Linked DNA regions of Homo sapiens: regions 1, 3 and 4 are each linked to region 2. Evidence: chromatin contacts called from ENCODE Hi-C or POLR2A ChIA-PET data. All regions are on one chromosome and are shown on one strand. Each heading gives the region's core, a stretch centred on a gene start or an enhancer-like site at or near the end of the contact. The rest is flanking DNA. Distances are from core to core; before and after follow the strand shown.

Region 1 (7,442 bases), core at 4,555-7,054, 5.1 Mb before region 2:
TTCGAGACCAGCCTGGGCAACATGGCAAAAGCCTATCTCTACTAAAAATACAAAAATTAGCTGGGTGTGGTGGCTTGTGCCTGTAGTCCCAGCTACTTGGGAGGCTAAGGTGGGAGCATCACGTGACCTGGGAGGTTGAGGCTACAGTGAGCCAAGATCAGGCCACTGCACTCCAGCCTGGGCTACACAGCAAGACCCTGTCTGTGGGGGGGGAAAAAAAAAGAACTGTGTGTGTCTGTGTCTATATAGTCTAGAAATAGAAGACCAACAATTCTACAGAAAACCAGGCTAGACAGGAAGACAGTTCACACAAAAAGAAATGCAAATGACTTTTACACCTAAGAAGCTTGATCACACTCATATTAAAGACAGGCAAATTAAAATACATTGAGATACCATTTCTCACCCATCAGACTGACAAATACCCAATAATTTGACATTATACCTTTTTAATCAAGGCTACAGGGAAACTATTACATTGTTGGTGAGGTCATAAAATGGCACAACCCCTATACGGAGAGTAATTTCAAATATACAGCAATACCTACAAAGCTACATATACATTTACCTTTTGCCCTAGCAACTGCAAGTACAGAAATCTATCTCAAAGATACACTATCAAAATTACGTAAGCACAAGCTATTGTTTGCAGAGCTATCTGTAACAGCAAAAGAATGGTAACAACAGTGAACTGGTATCTATCCAGTGAAGCATAAGCAGTTAAAAAGAAATAGGCAAAATTTCTATCCGCATCTCTAGAATAAAATTTTAAGTTAAAAAAAAGGTGGGGGAAAAGTGTGACTAATAAGCTACAATTTAATCCAAGTGGAGGGAGAAACAAATATATGCCAAAATAAATACAAATAGCTTGTACCTTTAAAAAAAAAAAAGGAAGAAAGGGACATAAAATTGAAAAAGTTTTTAAAAAAGTATTCCAGGCCGGGCGTGGTGGCTCATGCCTGTAATCCCAGCACTTTGGGAGGCCAAGGCGGGCAGATCACCTCAGGTCAGGAGTTTGAGACCAGCCTGGCCAACATGGTGAAACCCCATCTCTACTAAAAATATAAAAATTAGCCAGGCACAGTGGCAAGCGCCTGTAATCCCAGCTAATGGGGAGGCTGAGGCAGGAGAATCACTTGAACCCAGGAGACAGAGGTTGCAATGAGTCAAGATGGTGCCACTGCACTGCAGCCTGGGCAACACAGTGAGACTCCAACTCAAAAAAAAAATTAAAAAAAAATTTTCCTAGGTCTGCCACAGTGGCTCATTCCTATAATCCTAACACTTTGGAAGGCAGGCAGATCAGTTGAGCCAGGAGTTCAAGACCAGCCTGGGTAATATAGTGAGACCCTTGTCTCTACAAAAATTAAAAAAAATTAGCCAGGTGTGGTAGCACACACCTGTAGTCCCAGAGTCCCAGCTATTCAGGAGGCTGAGGTGAAAGGATTGCTTCAGCCTCAGAGGTTGAGGCTGCAGTGAGCTGTGATCACTCCTCTGCACTCTAGCCTGGGTGACAGAGCTAGACTCTGCCTCAAGAAAAAAAAAAAAAAAAAGTGCTATTTTATTAAGAGGGAGATAAGACAGTAAAAGAGACAAACAAATTAGACTTATCCAAATATAGTTAGCTTTACAGATTTAGTTTTGGAAGAGATTTTATATAATTATAAAATAAAAGGTAAATTTTTAAAAACTAAAAATTGAAAGATAAATGAAACAAATGAACCTAACAATATATATGCAGCTGGTGGTTAGGACCACATAAATTGAATTACAAATGTACAGGAAACACAAGGAACAGAGAAACATAAAACCCCACAAGGATGCAATCAGCAATATCCAGAATGTGGCAAATGCTACAGGACAGAGGATCAGTTTCCTAAACAAATTATAAGGAAAATGATGAGATGGAGAGAGAACCTAGGGATTTAAAAAGTTTTATAAGTGACATATGAACCAATTGGAATAGATGGACTTTATATAGCCCTTGCTTTGAACAATGCTGTTTATTTTTTTTTAAAAAAAGGGAAACAATCAGGAAAACCCAAACACTGACCAGATATTTGATGATATGAAGGAATTTCTGTCAATTTTTCCAGATGTGATAATGGTATTGTGGTTTTGTTTAATTCTTACCTTTTAGAGGGACATACTTTAGTATGTCACCTGGGAAATTTTTTTTTAAAACTAATTTCTGGGGCTCACAGATATAACTGACCTGGTATTGGGCCCCGATATCATTTTATTAAAACTGCCACAGATGATTCTAATGAGCAGCCAGGCTTTGTAAACTATTGATCTAGGGTAAGTTAAATCAACAAAATAAATAAAACCTCACCTAGGTATTAATCAAACTGCATGCCTCCAAAAGTACTCTTCCTGAAGACTGGAATCTACATATATTATTAACATTAAAGGATAAAACTGACATCTCTGAATTCTACTGTGCTTATTTTTAAGGTACTTGTAACGATTAAATAAATGTTTACTTAGCTCTCAAATTTACATAGCTACCTAAACTAAGCAAACTTTTCTTGACTACCTATACATATTGAACAAACCGAGAACAACAATGGCAAAACCCTTAAGTGTTCACATGCGGGACAATTACGACTAGTAACAATTATGATCTATAAACATACTTATCAAGAGATTAATGAGAACACATCTTCAATAAAACAAATGGACTGCAGTGCTACAAATCTGAACTACAGAAGAGGTTACCTAGGGTGCATGAGACAACTTCTTTCCAATTTAGTCTTATTTCTCTTATCTCGCCTTTTCAAAACTTGTACACAACCAGTGCAGGAAAAACAGGCAAGATTTCTATCCCCCTTACTGATCATTTTCCCAGCGGAAAACCCTGAATAAACCCACCTTAGATAGGAAGATAAGCAGAAAAGGGCTAATTAAATCTATCTATCTAAATATATGTAAATAAAAATCTATATAGACGCAAATAAATATATATATAAAAGATATATATACATATAAAAGCTCAGGAAAAAAAGTTATCACATTGAGCTTTTGTGTTTAGTTACCCATCCAGAAAGGCTTTGTGGCAGAGTGATATATTCCAAAATGCTTTGAGATCAGGGAAAAGATAGCTACTTGCCTCCAGAAGTTTGGGATTATGTTTCAACTGTTATCTTATATGAACACCACTAAATTTGAACAGGTCTAGTTCTTTAGGGTTGAGGTACAAAGTGCCTGAAGAAAATTATCATAGTAAGAGAATATACAGCTTTTTAGAGGAGGCCATTTAAGGAAAAAATGATGACCTCAGCTAAATGGGAACTTGGCTTTTCTTTATCTGTATGTAAGAAGGAATAAACTTGAGGTCTGAGAGAGAAAGTTGGAAGAGTAGGAAAAAAGTACACGGGGGAACAAAGAGGACAAATTATTAGACAGCGAGAATACTGAGTAAGTAGGTTCCATCAGTAGGAGAGAATTACCAGTTAAGTAAGCAACTCAAAGTTGCGATTAGACAGGATAGATGTTTTATAAATATTTGCTAACTAGCATATGAGTATTAAAACTAGGTAAACACTGTATTCCAATTAAATCTAGTTTGACTTGTAATTCTAGTTTAAACCTTTTCTGGGGCTTTTTCAGCCTTTTCATATCTACAGGTATTCTCTAACATATTTTCCAGATTTTTATGCCTTTACATTTGCTTAGAAAGATAATTATACAAAATGCTTAGATTTTAGTTAAATCTAGATTCTATTTGGGAAAAAACTCATATTTAACAAGATTAGGTTTTTCTATAAAAAGCATGAGTTATTCCAAAATAAATTATTTCTTCTTCATAACTTAGCTTTACAACCAAACCATACCATTTGAGGAAAGTGCATCTGATATAGTTTGCCTGTTCAGTGTCTCAACTTTTCTTTACAATATCTTAAGATTTTTGCCCTTTTTTTTTGATTTCCTAAAAGTGCACACAATTCATAACTCAAGCCATTTTGTGGATAAGATTAGTATCCAGTCTTCTTAAGGAGAGAGTGGTCTCTAATAATGGTATTATTCTAACACTTCTAGAAGGAAAAATGTATCACAGTGTATAATGAAATCACCAAGAAACAACACTATACAGAATATTTTCCTCGATACAGAAGTCATTCACTGTTGTATACTTATAAGAAGTGGCAATAAGACACTCTATCATTTAATATTACAATGTTTATACACAACTTTTTGTTCTCAAAAGTACTTTGACATGCCATTTAGTTTTTTACAGTGCTTTTTCCGAAAAGGTCCAAGTGACAAAAGAAAAGAAAGAACTATTTCAAACACAAATATTAAACATTTAATGGGATATGGCGGAATAAGCACTGGAAGTCAAGAGACTTGTTTCTAATCCCAGCTCTGCCTGTAACTAGCTGTGTGACTTCATATGCGTCACTAAATCGTTTCTTAAATTGTAAAGAAAGTAGTTCTTAATGTTTAAATCTGAATTTCTAAAAATCTACTACAATTAAGGTACTTTCAAATATTACATTATAATTAACAGCCCAATTAAATATAAGCCATTTTGCCATACGTGTTTAGTCCTTCGCTTTTGTCTCAATTTGACCTGAAGCCTGGATCAATTAGTCTGCACACTCAAGACGTACTCTGGGGCAAGAGGGACTAGGGAAAGATTCTTTTAAGATGGGATGATGCTGAGCAGGTTAGGCAGTTAGGAATGAATGCATATTCAAATAAGGCGCAATGAAGAAGAAATCTGCTTCCATGGGGAAATACGTTGCAATAAGATTTGAGGGAGGCCTTGAGCTGAGATTGTCAGGTAACCACACCTTCCACCCTTCAAACTCTATTCTCCCAGTGGAATCCAAACCAGTCTCCAGTTCCGGGTTCCCAACCAATCGCATCAAGCCACAACAGAGGGATCTGCCAACCCGGGCACCGCTTCAGGGATCTAGACCCAGTGAGAGTCACACAACCCCAGCACCTGTCGACCTCACACTCTTCCCAAATGGAGAGGGTGGGAAGGAACGCTAGGTCTATGCTTGGTCTTTTCCGATTCAAGCTACCACCAGGTCCACTAGCCCTCGAAACCGAAACCCCCGGACTTCGGGGAGAAGGGGAAGCTCCTACGCCGTGACTACGTATCAGTCCCTCAGGGCTAATTCTCCCATTCTCCCCCGACACTGGTTTCTCAGGCCTCGGGGACTCCGCGCCTGGAAGCCGACAGGCGAGAGTGAGGGCAGCGGGGGAGGGTGCACTCCAAAACACTGCAGGAAAAGACGGAAAAGCAGGGGCAGGAGTAGCAGTGTTCCCCCTGGGCGAGGGCCGGAGGCCGTTCGTGCGTTTGTCGATGGGTCTGTCATTCCCTCACTCACCAGGAGCAGAAGGGAGCATCTGAGGTCGGGTAAGGATAGGAAGACGGCAGGATGCATGGTAACGCTGGGGTCCGTGACAGGGACAGGCGCTGGCGGCTGGGACTGGGCTAGGTTGGGTTGGGTTAGGAAAGGGCTGGGCTCCGGGAGCCGACGGCAGCGGAGGATTCTCCAGGCAGCGGCACCTCGTCCTCTCGACCCGGGCTCCAGCGGCGAACACCCGGGACAACTTCCAGAGAGGCCTCTCACACCCTCACTTCCGGGTCCTGCCCACCTCGGTGCACTTCGGGAAATGTAGTCCTGCACTAGCCTCACCCCGCACGTCGTCCGTCATCTAGAACTTCCTTTCCCATTGGGCTCTCGGCCCCGGTCCACTGAGTCCTCTGCGCGCGGGGTCCTGTGGGATAGAAGGGCGGAGGGCGGGTGTACGCGGTGCTTCAGAGGATGGGAACTACAATTCCCAGAAGGATGTGCGGCCGAAAGCCTCGGGCGGCCTTTTGAGGGGCTCGGCTAGCTTCAGCGCCGTGGGGTCTGACCTGGCTGGATATAGTGTACCGGCCCGGCAGGAGGGGCGGCCCGGTCCGGGTTGCGCCTCCTGGAGCCGCCCCCGGGACGTCAGTCCTGGAGGAGGCGAGGGTGAGTAGGAGGGGGCCTGGCTGGGGAGGCTCAGATCATTCGGTCCGCACCGCCTTGGCCCCTGCTGCAGACTCACGGCCTTCCTGGCCTAGGCTGTGGCCTGAGCCTCCATCATTGGCCTCCTCGCCCGCTGCCTCTTCTTTCTGCTCTAATTCCTGCATTATAAAGTCAGAGCCACCACTCGGGGCCTCAGTTGAATGAGTCAATGACTTATCCCTGATTGTCTCTGAGGGCTCCTGTAAGGAGTAGATGTGGTACGGGATGGGATAGCACGTCGTAAACTGGAAAACTGTGTGAGTGATTGCTGCTAAGGCGTGGATCGCTCCTCCAGTATAATTACGAAATTCCCTAGCAAAGCAGTCGAGGATCCTAACTTGGCCCCAGGTAGCTCTGCGGCTTCTTCTGCAAACACTCAGTGAGGTCCAGGAGCCCACGCGATCTCTGCTTAGTACCCAGGAGGCACACTGTGCTTTTGTGGTTCTCCCTGCTCCCGCCTTTGCTTCAGCTTTCCTGCTGCCTGGAATGGCCTTACCCGTTCTCTCTCTGGAATGCTATCTTAAATGTCACCATCTCTGAGAACTTCCCGAACAACCAACCCTTTAGTCCTAATCAGAATTACTCTTCCTATGAGTGTGACTGCAGTACCTCTAGTTTTGTACGGTTATAATTATTAGAGCATTTATTACACGGGCTTGTTGTATAATTAGGCAAGGATGATGACACCTTTGCATTTTATAGCACTTTATCAAAGTGGTTTTGACTTTTTTCTATAAAAAATGATTTATTTTCTTAAAGGGGCAAAAAATACATTTTTTCTTAAGAAAAAAAAAGAGCCCTGCATAATGGCTTTCTCAGGGTGACAAAATTAGACAGTGATAGAGCCAATACTCTTACCAAGGCGGCCTAACTCCTAGACTAGTGCTCCTATCTCTTGTCCACGCCCCTGACAGAGCCCAAAGATAGTTGAAATGGGAAATTTTAAAAGAGCAGAGACTTGTAAGTATGAACTCATTATTCAAGAAATTAAACTTTGATCCTGCTCACTTTTTGGACTTAGCACTCAGCCTGTGACCTTTCATCCAACAAACATCTACTGAGTACTGGCTATATACCTGTTACTGTGCTAAGTGCTAAGAATTATGAAGTAAAAAGTATATATATATAATATATATAATATATGTACATATAATATATATAATATATGTATATATAATATATATATTATATATGTATATATAATATATATATTATATATGTACATATAATATATATATTATATATGTACATATAATATATATATTATATGTACATATAATATATATATTATATGTACATATAATATATATAATATATGTATATATAATATATATTATATATATAATATATGTATATATAATATATATAATATATGTATATATAATATATATATAATATATGTATATATAATATATATATTATATATGT
Region 2 (6,436 bases), core at 1,277-3,776:
TTTTGTGATTTCTGAGTTTGCTGTGGTTTAATTTCATTGAATGCTGTGTGTACTTGTTTATAAGAGTGAAAAGGAATAGTAATTTGCCCCTCTCTAAATCACTCCTTTTACGAGGCTTTTTTTGGGCATGAGGGGGATGGGAAAGAGACTCATTCTTAGAAGGTACAGCATATCAATGCAAGAGCTGTTAGTTTCCCTCATGCTAATGACGAAGTATAATTTTGAAACATCAGATTCATATGCATATATGGTGCATACATACATAATTGGTGTATTTACAAAGCACCTTGCAGAATCTTAGAACTCTTAGTTCTATTAACACTTAAAGGGAAAACCAGAGTGCAGATCAGTCAAGCACAACGGACTGTAGTTGCTTTCAATTATATTCACCCATTATCTATGTCTAGGAAAGAGATCTCTAAAAAAGCAAAATACATTTTATGAAGCACTGCCACAGTCTGTTACGCATTTATCTCCTTCTACAGTTCCAATTACAGAATAAGCACTAGCTACTACACGGAACGGCAGCACTAGCCAAAAAGATTTTTCTAATCTGAGAGAAATGCTCCCATATTGACTCTGCAAAGAGAAACAACTCCCCTTTCCTTGACTATAAAGAAGGAAGACAGATGGCTTCTTGTTTAGGACTGTAGTTTTACTTTCAGCCTCCTCCCCGAGTTAAAAACAAGATGTACTTTTCTGGCTTTGAGGGAAAATCTCAAGGGAATGTTTTTTATTCTTGGCTGCACTGAATAATTCAACAAACATTTGAGAGAGCTGAGGGAGATACAAAGGAGAAAATACTTTTCCTTGTTCTCAGGGAGTTTACAATCTAATTCTGGAGTTTACAACCAGAATTGGGACTAGAACCATTAGTTTTATGTCTTCACTTGTATTTATTGGTTTAATGGTTATGGGAAACACATGTAGGATTCGCCAGCTCCGTGGTATGGTGGACCCTCTGATTAACCTGAAAGGAAACTAGAAAGAATGCAGAAGAATTCAAGATCTCAATCAGTTGAGTACTTGCTGACCTAGCAGCACTTTCTTATGTTATTTAATCTTGACCACAAGCCTTTGCAGTCATCCCTGCTACCAGCATTTCACAGAAGCGGACAATGAGATTTGGAGAGATAACTCGTCCACAGTCACGAACTCAGGAAATGGCATAGGAAAACATCAATTAGGAATTCTTCTTCCCTGGCCCTTTCTGTAGCTGTCCCCTTACAGGCTACCATTCCAACTTTCCTTGGCTTAGATTCCCTTTCAGTGCATGTAAAGTCAATTTAATTCTGTGTTCTTTTCTTCCCTCTATACTTTAACTAATCTTTAAAACTTGATGTCTCATATTTGGTGAATCAGTCCTTTTGGAAGTCTCACTCCCTTGCAGCTTTGCAAATAAAGTTTTTCTTTTCTTTCCTGTGGCTGTCTTTTGAGACATTCTTTGACAAGATGAAATGACATATGAAGGCTATAACAGTGCCTGATAATGTGGGGTTTTTTTTAACATCATTATCTTTAGTTTTATTTCTTTCACTTTTTAACTGTTTTCACCTCATACTGTATTTCCTAACGACTCGTTTGGAATTGTAAATTTCTTGAAGGTAGTTACCACGTCTACTCTAACTTGTTGCTACTTCCTTGAGTCTTACTGATTTAGCAACAGGAACTTGGTAAGTCTCTTTTGCTCGCCTCTTTATTCCCAGTACTAGTCACTGGAACGTAGTGTGTCTTCAGTAAGTATTTTTAATATGAATAAATTAATGTCCCCTTATTGTTTTTTGTAGACTATCCTGTATAAGAAAGTTTAGCTTAGATCCAGTATGGCTTTGACTTGCGAGCCTGGATAACTTTTTGCCTTTTCCTCATTTCTGGCTATTTATTACCATTTCAACCTTGGGAACATTTCATTAGGTTCTTGGTCCCTTTCAAGCCTCAGTTTCCACATCAGCAAAATGGGGACAGTAGCAACAGATGCTTGTTTCTTCCCGTCTTCTTATCACCTATTCCTTCTCCAGGAAAGGTTTCTTGTGTACGCTTTCCTCTGGAGAAAAAAAACAGCCGACGGGGCGGTAAGAAGCCATCAGGATCCTGAGTTGTGCGTCCAGTAGGGAGAGGGAGAAGTCCCGCTTGCCTCCTAGATCCGGAAGCAATCCGGCCCCTTTTTGGCAGCGAGTTGGCCCGGTCTTTGGCTGCCTCAGACCGCGTTGCCCTCCAGCCTCGAGGCAGAGAGCTGCCTCGGTGCCACAGCTAAATAAGCCCGGCGCCGCGCAGCCTCTGACACGCGCGGAAGGGCCCGGCCTTGTTCTGGCTGCCGCCGCCCTGCCACCAGCACGGCGCTGCACTGGGGGCGGGGAGTCTGATGGGAGACGCGCGCGGCGCTGAGGAGGCGGCGGCCCGGGAGAGGGAGCGGGAGAGGGACTGGGCGCGGGAGGCGGGAGGCGGGGGGACAGAGGGAGGCGCCGCCGCCGCCGCCGCCCGCCCCTTTCCGCTGGGGAGCAGCTGCTGCAGCAGGAGCAGAGCAGGAGACGCGTAGCCGCCGTCGCCGCCGCCGGGGGATGTGGCCGGCGCCTGCCTCTAGCCGCGCCGCCTCTTGAGTACCAGCCGCCGCTGCAGCCGCCGCCGCCGCCTAGCCGTGCGGTGCCAGGCCGCGCCCTCCCCGGGCGCCCGCCGGCTCGCATGCCGAGGGGCTCCGGGGCGTAGCTGCGCGCCCGGCGCCGCCTCCGGGCTCCTTCGGCCCCGCCATGGGCTGCTGCAGCTCCGCCTCCTCCGCCGCGCAGGTGAGGGGCTCCCGCCTCCCGGCCGCCCGCCCGGATGCCTCCCGTGCGCCGCGTCGCGCGGCGGGCGCCCGCCGCCCGATACCTCTCGCTGTCCCCAGCCTCCCCTGAGCGCACCGTGCAGTCCAAAGACCCCCACTCCGCCTTTCCGTCCGCCGGGTCCCGCCGATGCCCGTGCGCTGGCTCCGCGGCTGCCGACTCAAAGGCGCCTCTGCGCGGCGCCTAGTGCGCCCTCAGCTCTTCCCGGCCCCTTCCCCAGTCGGCCCCCTCCTCCCAGTCACACCTGAGCTGCCCGTCCCGCCCGCCTGCAGGTAGAGGCTGCACTGGCGCCTCCTCTGCCCCAGGTGGCATCCCCTTCCCTGTTCTTCCGGGCCTGGCTCCTCTCTTCCACCTCCGTGGAGTCTCCCCGCCATCCGCCGCCCGTTTTCTGTGCTCCTCGCAGGTGTACCCCCAGCAAGAGCTCTTCACCTCTCCCACCGAATTCCAGTTTCTGCTTCATTAGATATTCTGTCCCTTTTCTCTTGCCCGCTGCCCCCTGGCTGGGTTCAGATGGTTTCAGCGGGTCCCGGAGCCCTTCCACGGCCCGCTCCGCAGACCTCGCTTGCTCGCTTGCACCCCATCCCCCCTTAGTGCCGTGACCCGGGCCCCGCGGCCTCCCCGCACTCGGAGGCCCCTGCGGGAGCGCCGACTCTGGGCTGGGAAGGAGATTGGGCACCTGGTGGGTGACGGGAGCGCTACGGAAACTCCCTCTTTGTTGCCAGTGTAACAGGAGGAAGAGGTTCCGAATTTAGTTTTTCTGTGGGCACTGGCTGAATGTTGTCGCTGAGGGCTGAGATGCAGAGATTTCTCTCAGCTTCTACCCTGCCCCCATCCAAATTTCGCCAACCTCCTTCTCTCGGATCCGAGCCCTTAACCTGGGTGGAAATGTTTAGACAACTGTACGAGGATCAAATGTAATAGAACTCGACTACTGGCCACTAATAACTGAGAGGACCTGTTTGTAAATTACCTAATTTAGTGGATTAGCGAGTGTATTTACAAATACTATAAAAAGCAATCAGGAATACTGCATCAAACTGTCTTGTGGTGGTGTATGAAAAATAGGCTCTGACAACGCCTGGGATGTAATCTCACAGTTTCATTAGCGTAGTTTCATTAACTGTGGTCTGTGATTTGTTTGTTTTAGGGGGCAGAAAAGGGCTCTTGTTTTTAGAAATAAAGGATGGTTGGTTCTTGGTGAAGAAAAACGCTAGTTTGGGGGGAAAAAATTCCTCCAGAAAGCTAGCATCTGTGATAATGCCAGAAGTGTTTTTGCTGCTGCTAAATGACTATATATAACTCAGTTTTAAATAACCTGCATACTTGTTCTGAAAATCTGAGATCTGTTAGAGAGAAAATGACTAGAATTGCAGATGAATGGGGGACATTTGTGTTTTATTAGGTATCCATCCTATCATCCTATTCCTCCAGTCTTTTTTTTTTTTTTTTGAGTGTTTGCTTACCCGTTAGCTTTTTTTTTTCCTGCTAGCATTATAGTCAGGCTTTTTGGTGTAGTTAAAGATTCCTATTCAGTTATAATAGCAAAGTAAAACTATACGTAGAGGTGTTAGGAAGGAGAGGCTTGGTATATCAGAGTTTTCATATTAACATATAAAGGTGTAGAATTGCACATAACTTTCAACTGGTTAGGAATTTGTGGGGGTCTAGTTGGGTGCTCTTTAATATTTACTTAAGTATAATTTTCACCAAAAAGGTGTTTTTCAGATTGCCTTTCTTTTCAGAATTGAGTTAATTTACATTCCCTTTTGGTGGTGAAATGCCTTTAAGACAGAAAAGTATTGATAGTTTATGGATAGCTTGTTCAGTGCATGAACAGTTAAATTTGGGAGGGATGGGTGCTGCATCAGAACTCTGCTTTAAAACCGATAGTGGGTCTTGCATTTGTCTAGCTCCACGTCATACTTTTCAGAATGCTATCGTATACGTTTTCTTTTCTTTTACCTCCTCTCACTGTAGAACATGCCTTGTTCCACAGATAAGATGCATGTCATGCACCCAAGGGGTGCATTTTTTTCCTGTGGATTCCTATAACCAATCAACAGCTGTCACATGCTTTTAAGTTCAGCTTTAGGGACTTGTAGTGTTCAGTGGAGCATTGAGGAGCAGGTTTTGTGCCAAAGAGCTGGTGATTTTTTTTTTTTTTTCTTATTTGAGATTTTTGGCATCCTTCTTCATTTGTGAAATGTTACTAATCGGCTGGTATTTTAACTCTCCTTTCAGGAGCATTACCAGTTTTAGAATACTGTTGTTCCTATATGTGTTTTTAAACAAAATAGGGTTGCAACTCCACATCTTCTCCAGCCTCTCTTAGGGGTCTCAAAAGTATTTTCTTCTTTTTTTTGTTTTTCTTCAGACGGGGTTTCGCTTTTGTTGCCCAGGCTGCTGGAGTGCAGTGGTGCGATCTCAGCTCACTGCAACCTCCGCCTCCTGGGTTCGAGCGATTTTCCTGCCTCAGCTTCCCAAGTAGCTGGGATTATAGGTATGCACCAGCTCATCTGGCTAATTTTGTATTTTTGGTAGAGACAGGGTTTTGCCATGTTGGTCAGGCTGGTCTCGAACTCCTGACCTCGGGTGATCTACCCACCTCGGCCTCCCAAAGTGCTGGTATTACAGACATGAGCCACCGCTCCCTATCAGGGGTCTCAAATGTATTTTCACTCAGAATATGTTTGTTTCATGCCTTCTACTGGATTGTAAGCTTCTTGAGCACAGGAACTGTTTTTGTTTTCCTTATTTGTGTATCTACTGCAGTGCCTCACTGTACCTTGTACTTAATAGTTGCTCAGCAGTAGTCACTGGAGGGAATATGTAGACATATATTTGAACCTCTGGCTGGCAAGTGGCATCGAATGTGAATCTAGACCTGACCCATCTACTGTTTGTAAATTCTATGGGCTGGTTGATTAATTTTGCCAAGCTGTCCTCTTCTAAACTCAAACCTGGACTGTTTAAGTTAAAATTTACCTGCCTTTTCTATATCCCTTCCTGTTCTTTCAGTGGTACCATCAGCTTGCAAAATTGTTCAAGGTTTTCCTTTGCTCCTGATGACCTGCTTAATGTGTATGTTTTAGTTGGAGCAGTGGCTACAACATCTTAAAAGAGCTTGTCTGCAAACTCTAATGATAACCTACACAACACATGAAAACAGTGTGCTTTGAGGTAATCTGCAGTTCAGTTTAGCTTTTCTCAGCAGTATCTTCAGCAACTTTAAAGCTCTGGCAGGTTTTATCAATGTAAATAAAGTGCATTTTCTTTTTGTAGCAGGGCTTCACTTTTGAAATATAATTTATTTTCCCTTACAGTCTCTTGCTATGTTGTAGATTCTCATAAAAGAGTTTGTGGTCTTCCAAACTTTGATCTCTTGTAATCTGTCCTGGTATTATTTTCATTTTCTTGGCAGTGTCTGGGTATCATGATTTTCCATCAAAATAATTATACTGTTTTAGGATTTAGATCAAAGAAAAGTGTCACATTCTATACTAGCATTTCATTGCTAGAGGAGCAGATTATTGGCAAAATAATTTGTGCTGTATCAGCTATGTACATCTAGGATCTTAAAAGTGTCTAGTGAGTCAGGGCTCTTAAGGAACTTTTTAAAT
Region 3 (6,884 bases), core at 2,732-5,231, 5.3 Mb before region 2:
CACTCTACTGGTACCAATTTACTGTATTAGTCCATTTTCATGCTGCTGATAAAGACATACCCAAGACTGGGAAGAAATACAGAAGAACTGTATTTGGACTTACAGTTCCACATGGCTGGGGAGGCCTCAGAGTCATGGCGGGAGGTGAAAGGCACTTCTTACATGGCAGCAGCAAGAGAAAATGAGGAAGATGCAAAAGTGTGGAAACCCCTGATAAAACCATCAGATCTCTTGAGACTTATTTACTACCATGAGAACAGTATGGGGGAAATCGCCCCCATGATTCAAATTATCTCCCATGATTCAAATTATATCCCACCAGGTCCTTCCCACAACATGTAGGAATTATGGAAGTACAATTCAAGATGAGATTTGGGTGGGGACACAGAGCCAAACCATATCAGTGGGAGAAGCTTCCTAGGTGAGATGACTTTTGAGTCCAGCAGAATAAAGAGTAATTTCTTTACTCTGGGGTGGGGGGAAAGAGATGGGGGAAAGCAGGCAAAAAATGGCATTCTAAGAAGAAAGAGTAATAGTTGCAAAATCAATTTGGATTTTTTAAAATGTTTTATTATAGAAATCATAAAGGGGGCCTGGTGTGGTGGCACACACCTGTAATCCTAGCACTTTGGGAGGCTGAGGTAGGAGGATCACTTGAGCTCAGGAATTGGAGACTAGACTGGGCAACACAGGGAGTCCCAATTTCTAGAAAAATAAAATTAGCCCAGCATAGTGGCATACACCTGTGGTTCCAGCTTCTTGGGAAGCTGAGGCAGGAGGAGGTCAAGGCTGCAGTGAACCATGATCACCCCCATTGCACTCTAGTCTGGGTGACAAAGCAAGATTCTATCTCAAAACAAAACACGAAGGAAGGAAGGAAGGGAGGGAAGGAAATAAGAAAGGAAAGGAAAAGGAAGGAAGGAAATAAGAAAGGAAAGGAAAAAAGGGAAGGAAGGAAGGAAATAAGAAAGGAAAGGAAAAGAAAGGGAAGGAAGGGAAGGAAGGAAGGAAAAAAGAAAGAAAAGAAAGAAAAACAAGAAAGAAAGAAAAAGAAAGAGAAAAATCATAATGGGATTTTGATAAATTTTTAAGTTAGTTTGGTGGAAATGGACAACTTTACAATATTGACTGTATTACTTTTCCACATAGTCAAGTCTTTACTTGTATCTTATATGGAAATATGGAAGTCAGGTTAAAGTATAAATACTGTTACGTAAGATTTGAGTCTTACTCCTGTTATGTAGTATATGAGACTTGGACCTTGGTCAAGTTACTCTCTAAGCCTCAATTTCCTAGTTTGTATGAAGGGGGTGATTGTAATACCTACTTCATGGGTTGTCATCAGTATTAAATAACATATTGCATGTAAAGCGCCTAACCAAGTGCTTTACACATCACATGCAATCAAATAAAAAGCTACTTCTTCCCCCCTCCCTTTTTACATGGCTTTATTTAGGTATAATTCACATACAATAAGCACTTATACATAAACATATTTACAGTGTACAATTTGGTAAGTTTTGACATATATATACGTCCATGCAGCTATTACCACAATCAAGATAATGAACATTTCTATCACTCCCAAAGTTTCCTTATGCCCCTTTGTGATCCTTCCTTCCACCCCTATCCCTCATCTAGCTATTATTCTCAATTCTTCAAATAGGTCTTGTAATTCCTTATAAACACAAACTTGATTTTTGTCATTTTTGAATGTAATCTTCCTCCCAGTACATTTCAATTTTTTTTTTTTTTTTTTTTTTTGAGACAGGGTGTCAGTCTTTTCTGCAGGCTGGAGTGCAGGCTGGTGGGATCATAGTTCATTCCAGCCTCAAACTCCTGGGCTCAACTGATCCTCCTGTTTCAGCCTCCTGAGTAGCTGGGATTATAGGTACATGCCACCATACCCAGCTACGTTTTTTTTGTTTTTTTTAGAAATGGGGTCTCACTATTTTGCCCAGGTTGGTCTTGAATTTCTAGCCTCAAGCAATCCTCCCTCATTGGCCTCCCAAAGTGCTGAGATTATAGGCATGAGCCATCACGCCCAGTCTTCTTCTCATTACATTTTAAAATTGATGATTGTTGTTTAGGAGAGGTATTTTATAGCCATCTTATTGAATTAGTTTCAGTTTATTCCATGGATTTTCCAAGAAAGCAATCAATCATAACACCCTAAGAATTTTTTTTAATTTTCTTTCCAACATATACACTTAATGTTTTGTTTGGACTTGCTGGGTTCAGTTAGGACTTCAGGAAAATGTCGGCCAGTAGTAGCAGGCCTGCCCCTAACAACTTGATGACCTAGAGTACACAAAAGAGGTCCACACACCATATGTTTGAATATTTAAAGATTATAAATCAAGCTAACCAACAGTTAGATTAAAAGGTTTTGGTCGGGCATGGTGGCTCACACCTGTAATCCCAGTACTTTGGGAGGCCGAGGCGGGCGGATCACGAGGTCAGGAGATCAAGACCATCCTGGCTAACATGGTGAAACTCTGTCTCTATTAAAAATACAAAAAATTAGCCGGGCATGTTGGCACACGCCTGTAGTCCCAGCTACTCAGGAGGCTGACACAGGATAATCGCTTGAATCTGGGAGGTGGAGGTTGCAGTGAGCTGAGATCATGCCACTGCACTCCAGCCTGGGCGAAAGAGCAAGACTCTGTCTAAAAAAAAAAAAAAAAAAAAAATGTTTATCCTACTACTTTGACACACCTAACTTACAGCAAACATACATATAACAACTTAGAAGTCCAGGTCCAAATTTAGAATCTTTGAGTACCACACCTCCTGATTTTGTACCTGAGGAAGCTTTTTCAGAACTTAACACAAATGATCTTTTATTTCAAAAGATCTTATTTCACTGATCCTTGCATAAAAAACATTTTCTCACAGTATTGCCTAATACTTTAATTTTTCTCCTTAGAATCAAAATTTGATAAATACATTCTGGAGCTCATTGTAAAACAAATATCAGTATACATTATGTCCCCAAAGAAAATCCAAATTGCTTGGTAGATTTGGTGCTTTGTTTTAGAAATTGTCTTTCAAGGCTTTTTAAAGGATCTACAGGCCCCTAATCTTCCCTGTTTACCTCCTACTCTACTGGAAGACCCTAAGAACTCAGTTTCCTTAACTGTGGTTTGAACATCCTGATCACTTCTGAGACAATGCCATTAGTGAATACATTCTAAGCACGTCATCTGAATATTCACAGACATCTTTTTAAAAGGGCTGGATCTGGAAGTTAGGCCATGAAGAGAGGAGGACCTGTGACTTGGACAAGGCTTCAAAGCCGGCCACCTGCTTGTTCATGTGGTTGCAGCTGGTCTAACTGGAATAACTTGGGAAGGAAATTAGGACACCCAGTTGGAGTTCCAGCTCTGCCATAAGCTGGCTGAACTGGAGTGAGTCACTTAAAACTCTTTGTTAAACCCCAGAGTCATAATCTATAAAATCGGGATAAAGACGTTTGCCTTAAGCCCTCCACCAGTTTTTGGAGGAAACCACAATTTGCTGAGCTTTAATTTTTACACCTGTTGCAATTAAGATGGCACTCCTGCCCTGTCCACTTCACAGGGCTTTTGGGGACGGGATGGGGAGGCACCACCTTTCTGAGCTTCAGTTTCAAAACAGAGCTAAGAATACATGCCCAACCCGCAAATAAAATTCTAGGAAGAACAGAGGAAAACGGACAGGAAAACTGCGAAATGCAGTCGGCCATACAAGCATGAATTGTCTTAAACACAACAAGCAGACCTAAAGAGCGTTTGTGCGTCTCTCTCCTCTTGGCTCGAGTCACAACCCCATAACGTAAATCAATATCACTTTTGAAAAAGGCTTTCGCTGTTCTCAGCAGCGTCCGCATTTGTACTCACCTGTGCGCCCCCAGCGCCCGGCCTGGGGGCCCTGCGGGGCGGGGGCGGGGGCGGGGGCGGGGCCCAACCCTGCCCACCCCTCGTGATGCCCCGCCCCGTCGCTCCTGCGCCTGCGCCGTGCCCACCGACCGGCCTCGAGCGCCCCGGCGGGAGGTAAGGGGCTCTCTGGAGGCCGCCTTTGGGGGCGTCGGGCCCTCACAGGCTTGGTGGGCCTGGCGCCCGTGTGGCGCGCGCAAGAGGCGCTGGGCGGCAAGTAGGGCATTGGATCCGAAGTGCGAGCGCCATGGTGGCTCCTCCTGTTTTTCAGAAGTGGCGGAGCCTCGCTTGGTTTCGTTTTTGGAAGCTTTATTGGAAGCTGGTATAGGGAGGCCGCAGACGATGCGAGCAGGACGGCCTCCCGGGGTCGCGGGGTGGAAAAGTTTCCGGCGCGCGTCCTGTCTCTGGCGCGCTGTAGGCCCCGGGTCGCCAGGGTCGCTGGCGTCTGGGTCCCGGGACAGACCCGCGCATCCGTTCGCTGGTGGGGGCGTTTGGTGTGTGTGGCCCAGGTGTGCTGTGGGTGACACTGCGAGGAATGACGCGACGCTCGATGGTAGTGAGGCTCGGAGGACTGGGAGCGAGAGGCCGGAAGCCCCTGCTCGCCAAACCCAGAGGTGGTTGGCAGAAGGTCCCACACCTTGGCTCCCTCCTTTTAGCTAACCGAGGTTCAGAGAGGAGACTTTACTTTGACTTTTCTCTCCAAATTCGGTATCTCTTCCATAAGTCAGAAACATTAAGCGGCGGGCCGGAAGAAATCGGGCGCCACTAGTATCCTGAAAAGTGGGAGCTCTGGGCCGATGGAAGGTGTTCGTCACTTTTGGGGGCTGGGTTTCCTGAGAAATGGGGTCTTTCACTTATTAATAACCTCCTAAGTAACTTACTGGGAAACATGAGTATTATGGTACCCATCTCATATTAGTTGTAAGCACTACATGATAAAGTTTGTAAAGCACCTGGCACAGTCCTGGCACCCCTCTCTCCAAGTATTAATGCAGTGAATACGATGGCAGTTCTTTGACTTCTAAATGTTTTTACCTGTCTTACGTGAAACATCCTCTTATACTAAAAAACTTTTTTATTTTGAAATAATTTTAAAATTACAGAAAAGTTTCAAAAGTAATACAGAGTTCCCTATTGCCTCCATTAATAATTTTTTACATACCATAGCGCAATTATCAAAAGCAAGAAGTTAATATTAGTATAATACTATTAACTGAATTACTAACTTGTGATTTTTTTTCCTGTATTAATGTCCTTTTTCTATTCTAGGATCCACTCTAAGACCCGACATTGCAGTTAGTTGTCTTGGGTCCTTGGTCTCCTCCAGTCTGTGACAGTTCCTCTGTCTTTTCCTGTCTTTACACTGATAGTCTTTTTCTGTCTTTATACTCTTTCTGATCTTTACACTTTTGAAGAATGCTGGTCAGTTATTTTGTAGAGTGCCCCTCAAATGGGGTTTGTCCAGTGTTCTCTCATGATTAGATTAAGGTTATACATTTTTGTTAAGAACACAAAAGTGTGTGTGCCCTTCTCAGTTCATCATATGAGCATAGCTGATATATATGACTTATTGCTCGTGAGGTTAATCTTGATCACTTGGTAGAGAGTGTCTGCTGGGATTCTCCAATGTAAAGGTCTTATTTTTCTCCTTATAATTGACATCTTGGGGGGGAGCTTTTAAACCGTACGCATATCCTGTTTCTCCTCAGACTTTCCCTTGCTAAATTTCACATCCATTGGTGGATCTTGCCTTCAGCAATTATTATGACTATGGTGTTCTAATGATGATTTTCTACTTTCCTCATTTCTTTATTAATTGAAATTATTCTGTAAGGATGAGCTGCCCATTTCCCATTTGTTTATTTGTATTCCGTTATTTATTTGTATCCATGTGGACTTAGATGTTTTTCTATTGGTTGTTATCCTACACTTGTGTTATTTTATGTTTGAAATTGTTCCAGCTTTGATCATTGGGAGTTTTCTTTCAGGTTGCTTTCTGTAGCTTTTCAGCATGCTTCCATCCTTTTTTTTCTTTTTTGGAACTTCCTAATTTTCTGGTACCATAGGATGCCCCAGGCTCATCTTGTGTTTTCTGTGCCTCAGCCCTGATAGTCAGCCACTTCTCCAACGACCCGTAGTTTCTTTTTTTGGAGAATAGTATTTAAACACAAAGATCTGTGCTCTAGGGATGCTCATTGCTACTGGGGTAACATTGCTTCCAGGGCCCCACAGAAGACACCAGTCTATACATATGCATACCCATGCATACACAAAGATCTATGTTTATTTCTGTATTTGTCTATCCATATACTTTTTAAAAACAAAAGTTCATCCCAGTAGCTTTGCTTCTAGTCTAACACCACAGGGTTCATTCTAGTTTTGTCCCTTATTTTTAACTTTTTATCTGACAGTGAGAAATCTGACTCTTGGCATTCTACAAAATATTTTCTTATTTCTTCAGTCCTAGTATACACATAAAGTAATTTCAGGATTTCTGACCTATGTTCCTGTGAGAAACACATTTACTAAATAGAGTACAGTGTAGTTCTTTTTGTCTCTAGGCTTATAGTATTCAGTTAAAATATTGTTTTCTAAAGTGGCTTAGATAATTTTTCTTCCTCACTTCTTTCAGTGTGGTTATGCTATTCGTTTATAATACAGTTTATGTTTTTATAGTTTATATTCCATTTTGGAGGGAAAGAGTCTAAAGGTAGACTAATTGAAGCTCCATTATCATGGCTATGCATATTGTGCTATTTGACTAGAGTGATAGGATTAGCAATTGTATAGAAGGGACGTGTGAAGAAATATTTTAGTTCAGGCAGCATCTATTGAACAACAGGTGTGTTCAAAAAACATTTTGATAGGAATGATGGTAGATATAAAGATAATCTCTTTGTGGTATAGAAGAAAAGAAAAGAGGCAGTGTGATAGATTGGGAAATGTTAATGTTAGACAAATAATTGA
Region 4 (7,444 bases), core at 1,115-3,614, 6.4 Mb after region 2:
ACGACTAAATACTGTCCATTTTGCTGCATAAATATATTTTAACTTTTTTCTATTTCTTTTCCTTTCCCAGAGCCACTACCTAGAAATAGACCTGTAGCATCTGTTACTTGGACTTTTTTTTTTTTTTTTCCTTTGAGACAGAGTCTTGCTCTGTCGCCCAGGCTGGAGTGCAATGGTGTGATCTCGGCTCACTGCAACCTCTGCCTCCTGGGTTCAAGCAATTCTCCCAGGCTCAGCCTCCTGAGTAGCTGGGATTACAGGTGCCTGCCACCATGCCTGGCTAATTTTTGTGTTTTTAGTAGAGATGGGGTTTCACCATGTTGGCTAGGCTGGTCTTGAACTCCTGACCTCAGATGATCCACCCACTTCGGCCTCCCAAAGTGCTGGGATTACAGGCTACTTGGACTCATAACTGTCTCCTAATGGTCTTCCTGATACATCCCAACTCATTTTCCCAGGCAGAGTAATGGTTCTGAAATGTCAATCCGAAGGTGTCACTTTTTGCTCAAAGACCCCATATTGGCCTTTCCATTGCTCTTAAGATAAGGAACAACTTCTTTGACATGGGATAAAATGACCCTTTGCAACTTGGCTTTCTCCAGTTTCATCTCCTACACTCCTTACCTCTACTCCTAGTCATATAGGTTGTCTTTCATTTTTTGAAAAGCTTTATTATTATTTTTTTCTTGCCCATGGCTCGTTTCTCTTCTTGGTACTTATTTCACACTCCCTTGTCCCCAAACTCCTCTCTAATTCACATCCTTCAAGCCATTCTCTATTCGTCCTCCAAAGTCAGTTTAGCTGTCAGCTCCTACTGGAATTGATGCTTGTAATTGATCCCGATCCTAATAATTTCAGGAGACCCTCCCATGTGTTTCCATTCATTTTATCTTTCTCATTATATATATATATAAGCATATATATAAGCCATATATAAGCATATATAAACATATATGAGATACAAATGTAAATAAGCATATATGATACACAAAATTGTTATTATATATATAACTTTTGTATCTCATTACATATACATGTATCTCTCTCATTACATATATAACTGTATATGTTGCTATATAGTCCCATGCAATATTTAGTGGGCTGAGGTGAAAAATAGACACATATATGTTATATATGTAATGACAGAGACATATATGTGTAATGAGATTATATATATTATATATGTAATGAGGGAGATATATGTAATGAGAGATATATATTTATTCAATGAGAAATACAAAATTATAATGTATATTCATTATGTATTATAAGTATATAATGCTATGTATCAGTATTTGATTTCACTTTATTAAAAGAGTTGATTATATCTGAACGTTTATTTATTTGTTACTGACTGTCATCCTCCATCAGAATATATGCTCTCTGAAGTTGAGCTTCTTGTTTACTTTGCTCACCACTGTATCCCCAGTGCCTAAGTAACAGTGCCCGGCTCAGAGTAGAGACTCAATAAACATTTACCAGATGAATGATAGAAACAGATTTTTTGAGGCAAAGTTTTTCATGTTGCCATATAGTCCCATGCAATATTTTGGACATACTTATACTAAAAAATTATTATCTGAAATTCAAATGTAGGCCGGGCACGGTGGCTCACGCCTGTAATCCTAGCATTTTGGAAGGATCGCTTGATCCTTCCAGCAGGTTGTCCCGGGAACGCGCAGCCCAAGGTGGACGCACAGACCCGCGTACAGAGATTTTTTATTGTCATGACTGGGGGTGGTGGCACTACTGGCATTTAGTGTGGAGAGGCCAGATATGCTGCTAAACATCTTACAATGCAAAGGGCAGCCCCTCAAAGGCAAAGAATTATCTGGTCTAAAATGTCAATAGCGTGGAGGCTGAGAAAAACTGAACTAGATGGCTATGAACTTTCAGGGTCCCTACCTAGTACACAGGCAGCGCCTAGAATTGCTAAGTTCATCTTCCGTTTGGAAAGGCAGCATGGGGTTAGTGAGAGGAAGGCGCCCGGGGCTGGTGGCTGGCTTTAAAGGCCTACGTGCAAATCTTCTTGACGCTGATAACGGGATGCGAGAGAGCCAGGTAGGTTACCTATTGCAGCAGGTCAAGTGATGATGTCGAAAAGGATGCGTGTGCCGGACACTGTGGAAGGTAAAGCGCTCCGCACAGCCCGCCTAAGTGCGCCCGGGACAGAGCCATCCCCCAGGTGCTACCAAACAAATCCTCCAGCTGCTGGTACGGGGAAGGTGTTCAGTGACACACCGGAAGCAGCCTAGTGGCTGAGGCGTCCTTCTCCCTACCAACGGGTTGCGAAGGAAGTAGTTGCTGTAGCCGCGCCCTGTGCGCCTGCGCGGAGGCGTCGGCTGCTGACGTGTAGCTGGGGCCAGACGGGACTAGCCGGGCGCGCGGCTGAGTGCTGCAGAATCGCTGGGGTGGCAGAGCCGCCAGCGAGGCTGGGGATGGGGGCGCCGCTGCTCTCTCCCGGCTGGGGAGCCGGGGCTGCCGGCCGGCGCTGGTGGATGCTGCTGGCGCCCCTGCTGCCGGCGCTGCTGCTGGTGCGGCCCGCGGGGGCCCTGGTGGAGGGGCTCTACTGCGGCACGCGGGACTGCTACGAGGTGCTGGGCGTGAGCCGCTCGGCGGGCAAGGCGGAGATCGCGCGGGCCTACCGCCAGCTGGCCCGGCGCTACCACCCTGACCGCTACCGGCCCCAGCCCGGAGACGAGGGCCCCGGGCGGACGCCGCAGAGCGCCGAGGAGGCTTTCCTGCTGGTGGCAACCGCCTACGAGACACTCAAGGTGAGGCCTGCGGGCGTGGAGGGGCTTCGAAGACTGGCCGCGGGAAGCCCACGGCGCCTTCCGACCCCGGTCCGCGGAGCGTGGGCCTCTGTGACCCCGAAACTGAGCACAGCCACCACCGCGACCTTTAAGATACTCACGTTTCCCACGTGGCCCTGTGAAAGAGCCGAGTCGGCCCCACGGGGCCTTGGGGGGCACAGCTAGCCTCCTTGCCCTCTTCCTTTTTGTGACATTGTTATGCAAAACTTTGGCCATCTTACGATTTCGTGAAAATATTTTAATAACGTGCATTTCACATTCGAAAAGCAGGGTGATCATTATTAGTAGGATCTGGGGTAGCCCACAACAGGGAAAGTCTCGAATATCAAGTGACAACTGTGATCGCATCAGTTTGATATGACAGAAAATTGGTTTCTGGAAATAGTGTTAATGGTGACGCTTAGTTTGGGTTTAAGGAACTAAGAAAACACTGAGAAGAACAATGAACACCAGTCAAAAGGCTGGATGTGAGTCTTTGCTGTGACACCCCTGTATGACCTTGGATAGTGACTTATTATGTTGAAATAGCTGTTTCTTCATATGCAAAATTAAGGCCATGATACCTCCTCTCAGAGTTATTATGGGGATTAAATGATAAGTGTGCGAACCGCCCCCCTTTCCATAGGATCCATAAATAGGTGCTTAATGACTTGGGTACAAAACTCTGAGAATTTCTAGTAGGAAATATTTTGTGAATATGTATTTGTATTTCATTTGACAGGTTTTATTGAGTCTTGTGGGGATGAGAGATTTAGCCCGATGCTGTTTTCTTCTACTACTGCAAAAAATCAAACCATCTAGGACATCACGAAGTATAAATCGTACTTGATGGTGGTATTACTGCTTGAAGGGCCCCATCATACTAATGCGTCAGCGATTGTAGTTGTAAAGTATTTCTTTTCTAGCCTTTTTTTTTTTTTCCCGAGGCAAAATTTTCTATGTTGCCAGGTAGCCTGCTTTTAATGATTGTACTTTGAGTGGATATAATTTTACCTTGGATTGTTCCTCCAGATTGTTTTTCCAGAGCTGAAAATAGTCAAGGAGCTAACAACTTTATTGATGCCTTCCAGAGCAGTTTGGATAATTTGGAGTCATAAAATGAGTGGTGGAGGGGCGGGCCCTGAACTAGGTAAACTAGGTGAATTGAACTAGGTAAAATTTAATTTACCTAGTTCATTAAATTCTCACTAGCGTTAGTGAGATTGTAATTTTTATTGGCAGTTAACTGAGGGATGGCTGGGGAACTGGGAAAGTGCTGAGGCCCCAAAGGGCTTTGTTGCCGATTATGTAAAAAGTGATGGAAAAAAGACTCCAGAAAAAATAGGAAAGAACTCTCCATCCAAGGCACTTCAGCATATGAAGCTCCAACCTCTGTTCCTTGTAGTCAGCCAGAAGCCCTGCTGGTGCGTGAGGGAGCCCTGGACCAGTGTGTGAAATCATAATGGGATTTACTAGGGATAGTAAAATTGATAGGATTAGGGATGTTAATCATGTTAATTTGTTTCAGGCGCGAGATGGTAATAAGGTTGTGGTGCTTGAATTTAGGTTGAGTGTCAGGAATGCAGTAGTTGTTAGGATGATATAGATAATTAGGTTAAAGATAGTGATATTTGGATTGTATATCAGTTATCCCATTATGATTTCACACACTGCTTTATAAACTAAGACCATGCAATAGTATTTAGTGTGTTTGACTTTTGGGGATTTAGGGAGTTTATGGACTTTGGAAGTTAAACAAGTGGACGCTTACCCTCTGTGTCAACCCATCTTCTGGAAGATGGAGAACTTCCAGAAGAGAGGGCAGCAGAAACACTGCCAGCTGTTGCCTTCTGCTGGGCTTTGTAGGAGTGGAGATGAGTAGTTTTGGCATGAGAATGGTGAGCATGTTGGTAAGAACTTTGAAAACAAGTGCCATGATTAGAGGGTAGAAATAGTGATGGTAGAGATTCCTGCTGGGAGGGCCACCAGGAGAGACTGATCAGTGCCCCCATCCCGGAACTGATCTGATGAATCTATATGGTTGCCTCTAAAGGTTTCTACCCCTAAAGTTTACCACTCATTGTCAGCTAATGAAAAGCTAGATAAAATAAGTGATCCACTCAAGATCAAGGAACGTTTAGGCAGTTAAAGACCAGTATGTCTGGAGTAGGTAACACTTGTACTCTTGACTCTGACGGGTTTGTGATAGCTACAAATATCTTGGAACAGGGGAGTGGAAGTGGAGTTGTACTGGTGGAGGAGGGAATGAGGGGAGTGTTCTGTAGCTCCCCCAGAACGCCCACTGTCTTACTGTGGAAATTATCTGTGAGACAAAAGGGATGTCTGGAGATATTTTGGACCCTGGAAAATCAGACCCAGCAGAACTCTTTGAAAACTTGCATTTTAAATTTATGGAGATGAACATATATTCATCTTCCAAGTGGAGCACCTCCAAGAACTATTTACCTCATTGAAGATGCTCTCTCTTGGAATAAGGATAAGGACTTTGACTTGCTGTCTGTGGGAGCAATTATTACAGGGTGGTCTGCTTTAACTTCTGTCATAACGGAGAATTGTGAGGAAGTTGCCAAAGAATATGTTTTCTGGGTAATGCAAGGTTTTAATGAACTGAGGTCATCCAATTTGGAGGGCTTCAGCCTTGCACATTATCCGTTGAGGCAATGGAGATGTAATGGCTGTTTGTTTGGATTGTATCCTCCGGCTGTAAAAAGGGTTTGTGAAGGATAAAAGGTCCAGGTGGCGTTTGCTAAGAGCAGGTCAGATAGAATAGTGGGAGAAGCTGAGTTCCAGTGGCTCTGGAATAAAAACGGGATGCAGAAGCCTGTATCTGAATGTTGATAATAAATGCATCACCAAAATGGAAACTATAATTATGTAAAACATCAGTGGATTTATGATTCTGAGGTGGTTTTGGTCAAATAAATGCCCTTTTGAGGGGGTTTTGTTTTTTTTTTTAGGTGGTGGTGGTTAAAAAATAAGTACACTAACATGACTTAAATACAGTTGGTAAGACAAGAAGATATGACATTTGATCATCACTATTTTAGCAAAAAGATTTTACCTGTGCATGGAGAAATGGAGGAAAACCAAAAAAAAAGAAGTGTGGGTAATAATGGAAGGCAAAGGCACTGGCCTCATGCTTTCACCAAGTCATGCTTAGTTCAGATTCCCAAATAAATTACAGTTCCAGATCTCAGCAAAACTTCAAACCATTATGATTTCACACACTGCTTTATAAACTAAGACCATGCAGTTGTATTTAGTGTGTTTGACTTTTGGGGATTTAGGGAGTTTATGGACTTTGGAAGTTAAACAAGTGGACACTTACCCTCTGTGTCAACATTGGATCTCATGAGGTAGAATAATCTGGTCCCACTTACATGTTTTTAAAGTGGCTATAGCACTTATCACACTGCATTTAAGTACTGAGTAGGTCTCTCTTTCCTACTAAACCATGCTCCTCATTTTTTGTGCGTATATCCATAGCACCTAGCACAGTGTCTGGCACATCAGAGCATTAATGTTATAAAAACTCTTATCTGGAGGCATTCAGATAGAATGGAAATGGAAAGTGGATTTCTGGCATTTTGACATTGGTATGTGCAACGCCCTCTGCCATTTCACTCAAATTAATTGCAGTTTTAAAGAGTGGTATAGATAAGTAAATTGGACGGTTATGAGTGAAAAATTCCTGCATGAGAGAAAAATTGCACTTCTACTTTTAATGTTCTGAGGGTTTTTAAGTGAGAATGATAATTTTTGAATGTAGATAAAAATTGGATAATACATGAAATATGAGAAATGGCATAGAAATAAGCAGATGAGAGAACAACTTGAAAGGATGCACTTAGAAAAACTATGATTGGTAAAAAATGCAAAAGCGTAGAATTTGATGGCATTTTGCAGGATCACAAGAAAAGAGCCTAGAAAAGGTCTTGGGAATATTTCTGGCATGAAGGTGAAGGCTATTTGATAAGTTGAAAGGATGTGTAGAGAGGTCATTCTACTCCAGACTTGTCTTGGAAGGGAAGCGTTACAACAACACTTCAGTTTCCTTTTACCAGTCTGATGTGGCAGGGCTTTAGCACTTAGGAAGAATTTAGCAAAAAACGATTCTGAACTCCCTGCCCTGTTACGTTTCTGTTTATTGTTCGTTCCTTATATTCTCTTACTCAACCCCTTCTTTAACTGGGACTGACATAGGGGCTTGGAGGAGACCATAACAAAGGAAAAGACACAGTTTCTGACTTAAAGTTTTTAATAACAAGGGAAACAGATACTTATTGTTCAGTTATTATATAAGTTATATAATACAAGTCTGTGCAGATTATATTGCTGTGCTGAGAGGAAGTGATTATGTCTTCTTGGATTAGAGAAGAATGTACCCTTTGAGTTGATCAGGAACGAAGTCACCAAGGTTGATGGTGAAAGGACATTTCTGGTAGAGGGGAAACTTGATCAACAGAAACATAGAGTCATGAGTGTGCAAGGCTTGTTCCAGGAATGAGATGTAGTTTCATGAGGTATTATAGTAATGAGCATTTTCTCCACCAAGGATCAGTTTTATGGTATTTGTCCCAGGGACTCTGTTTTGGGGAAAAAATGAACTGCATGTATTACTATTCTTTTTC

What was found. Hi-C counts contacts between places; a loop is a spot of excess contacts on that map. ChIA-PET counts read pairs that join two places held with the same protein, here RNA polymerase II (POLR2A). Pooled maps may share reads with other maps.
Region 1: a loop to region 2 is called in a map of CD8-positive, alpha-beta T cell, with 9 times the contacts of the local background. The contact joins the promoter of INVS here to the promoter of SLC44A1 in region 2. A Hi-C loop is called at or near these places in 2 of 168 maps with a recorded cell type or tissue (CD4-positive, alpha-beta T cell and CD8-positive, alpha-beta T cell) and 9 of 50 pooled maps.
Region 3: a map of CD8-positive, alpha-beta T cell shows a loop between it and region 2 (9-fold over the local background). The contact joins the promoter of STX17 here to the promoter of SLC44A1 in region 2. A Hi-C loop is called at or near these places in 2 of 168 maps with a recorded cell type or tissue (CD4-positive, alpha-beta memory T cell and CD8-positive, alpha-beta T cell) and 5 of 50 pooled maps. POLR2A ChIA-PET finds 5 or more read pairs at or near these places in 1 of 52 experiments (HEK293).
Region 4: a map of CD8-positive, alpha-beta T cell shows a loop between it and region 2 (18-fold over the local background). The contact joins the promoter of DNAJC25-GNG10 here to the promoter of SLC44A1 in region 2. A Hi-C loop is called at or near these places in 4 of 168 maps with a recorded cell type or tissue (CD4-positive, alpha-beta memory T cell, CD8-positive, alpha-beta T cell, naive thymus-derived CD4-positive, alpha-beta T cell and 1 more) and 8 of 50 pooled maps.

Annotation. Positions count from the first base shown.
Region 1 is chr9:100,093,439-100,100,880 of GRCh38, forward strand. INVS (inversin) reads left to right here and starts at 5,805. Exons shown (of 17, transcript NM_014425.5): 1 at 5,805-5,978. ERP44 (endoplasmic reticulum protein 44) reads right to left here and starts at 5,562. Exons shown (of 12, transcript NM_015051.3): 1 at 5,346-5,562. The coding sequence starts at 5,402. RefSeq lists enhancers at 5,409-5,478, 5,489-5,628 and a silencer at 5,869-6,078.
Region 2 is chr9:105,242,125-105,248,560 of GRCh38, forward strand. It overlaps SLC44A1 (solute carrier family 44 member 1), which reads left to right and starts at 2,527. Exons shown (of 16, transcript NM_080546.5): 1 at 2,527-2,780. The coding sequence starts at 2,745. It overlaps LOC112268038 (a long non-coding RNA gene), which reads right to left and starts at 3,469. Exons shown (of 3, transcript XR_002956866.2): 1 at 2,895-3,469. RefSeq lists enhancers at 2,169-3,073, 3,074-3,977 and silencers at 2,300-2,899, 2,910-3,049, 3,390-3,469.
Region 3 is chr9:99,902,673-99,909,556 of GRCh38, forward strand. It overlaps STX17 (syntaxin 17), which reads left to right and starts at 3,982. Exons shown (of 8, transcript NM_017919.3): 1 at 3,982-4,034. It overlaps STX17-DT (STX17 divergent transcript), which reads right to left and starts at 3,929. Exons shown (of 3, transcript NR_038853.1): 1 at 3,882-3,929. RefSeq lists a silencer at 3,721-4,120 and an enhancer at 4,281-4,520.
Region 4 is chr9:111,628,970-111,636,413 of GRCh38, forward strand. DNAJC25-GNG10 (DNAJC25-GNG10 readthrough) reads left to right here and starts at 2,365. Exons shown (of 3, transcript NM_004125.4): 1 at 2,365-2,774. The coding sequence starts at 2,439. DNAJC25 (DnaJ heat shock protein family (Hsp40) member C25) reads left to right here and starts at 2,365. Exons shown (of 4, transcript NM_001015882.3): 1 at 2,365-2,774. The coding sequence starts at 2,439. LOC107987116 (a long non-coding RNA gene) reads right to left here and starts at 2,234. Exons shown (of 2, transcript XR_001746897.2): 1 at 2,071-2,234. RefSeq lists enhancers at 2,229-2,318, 3,049-3,098, 6,078-6,222, a silencer at 2,409-2,698 and a cis regulatory region at 6,144-6,155.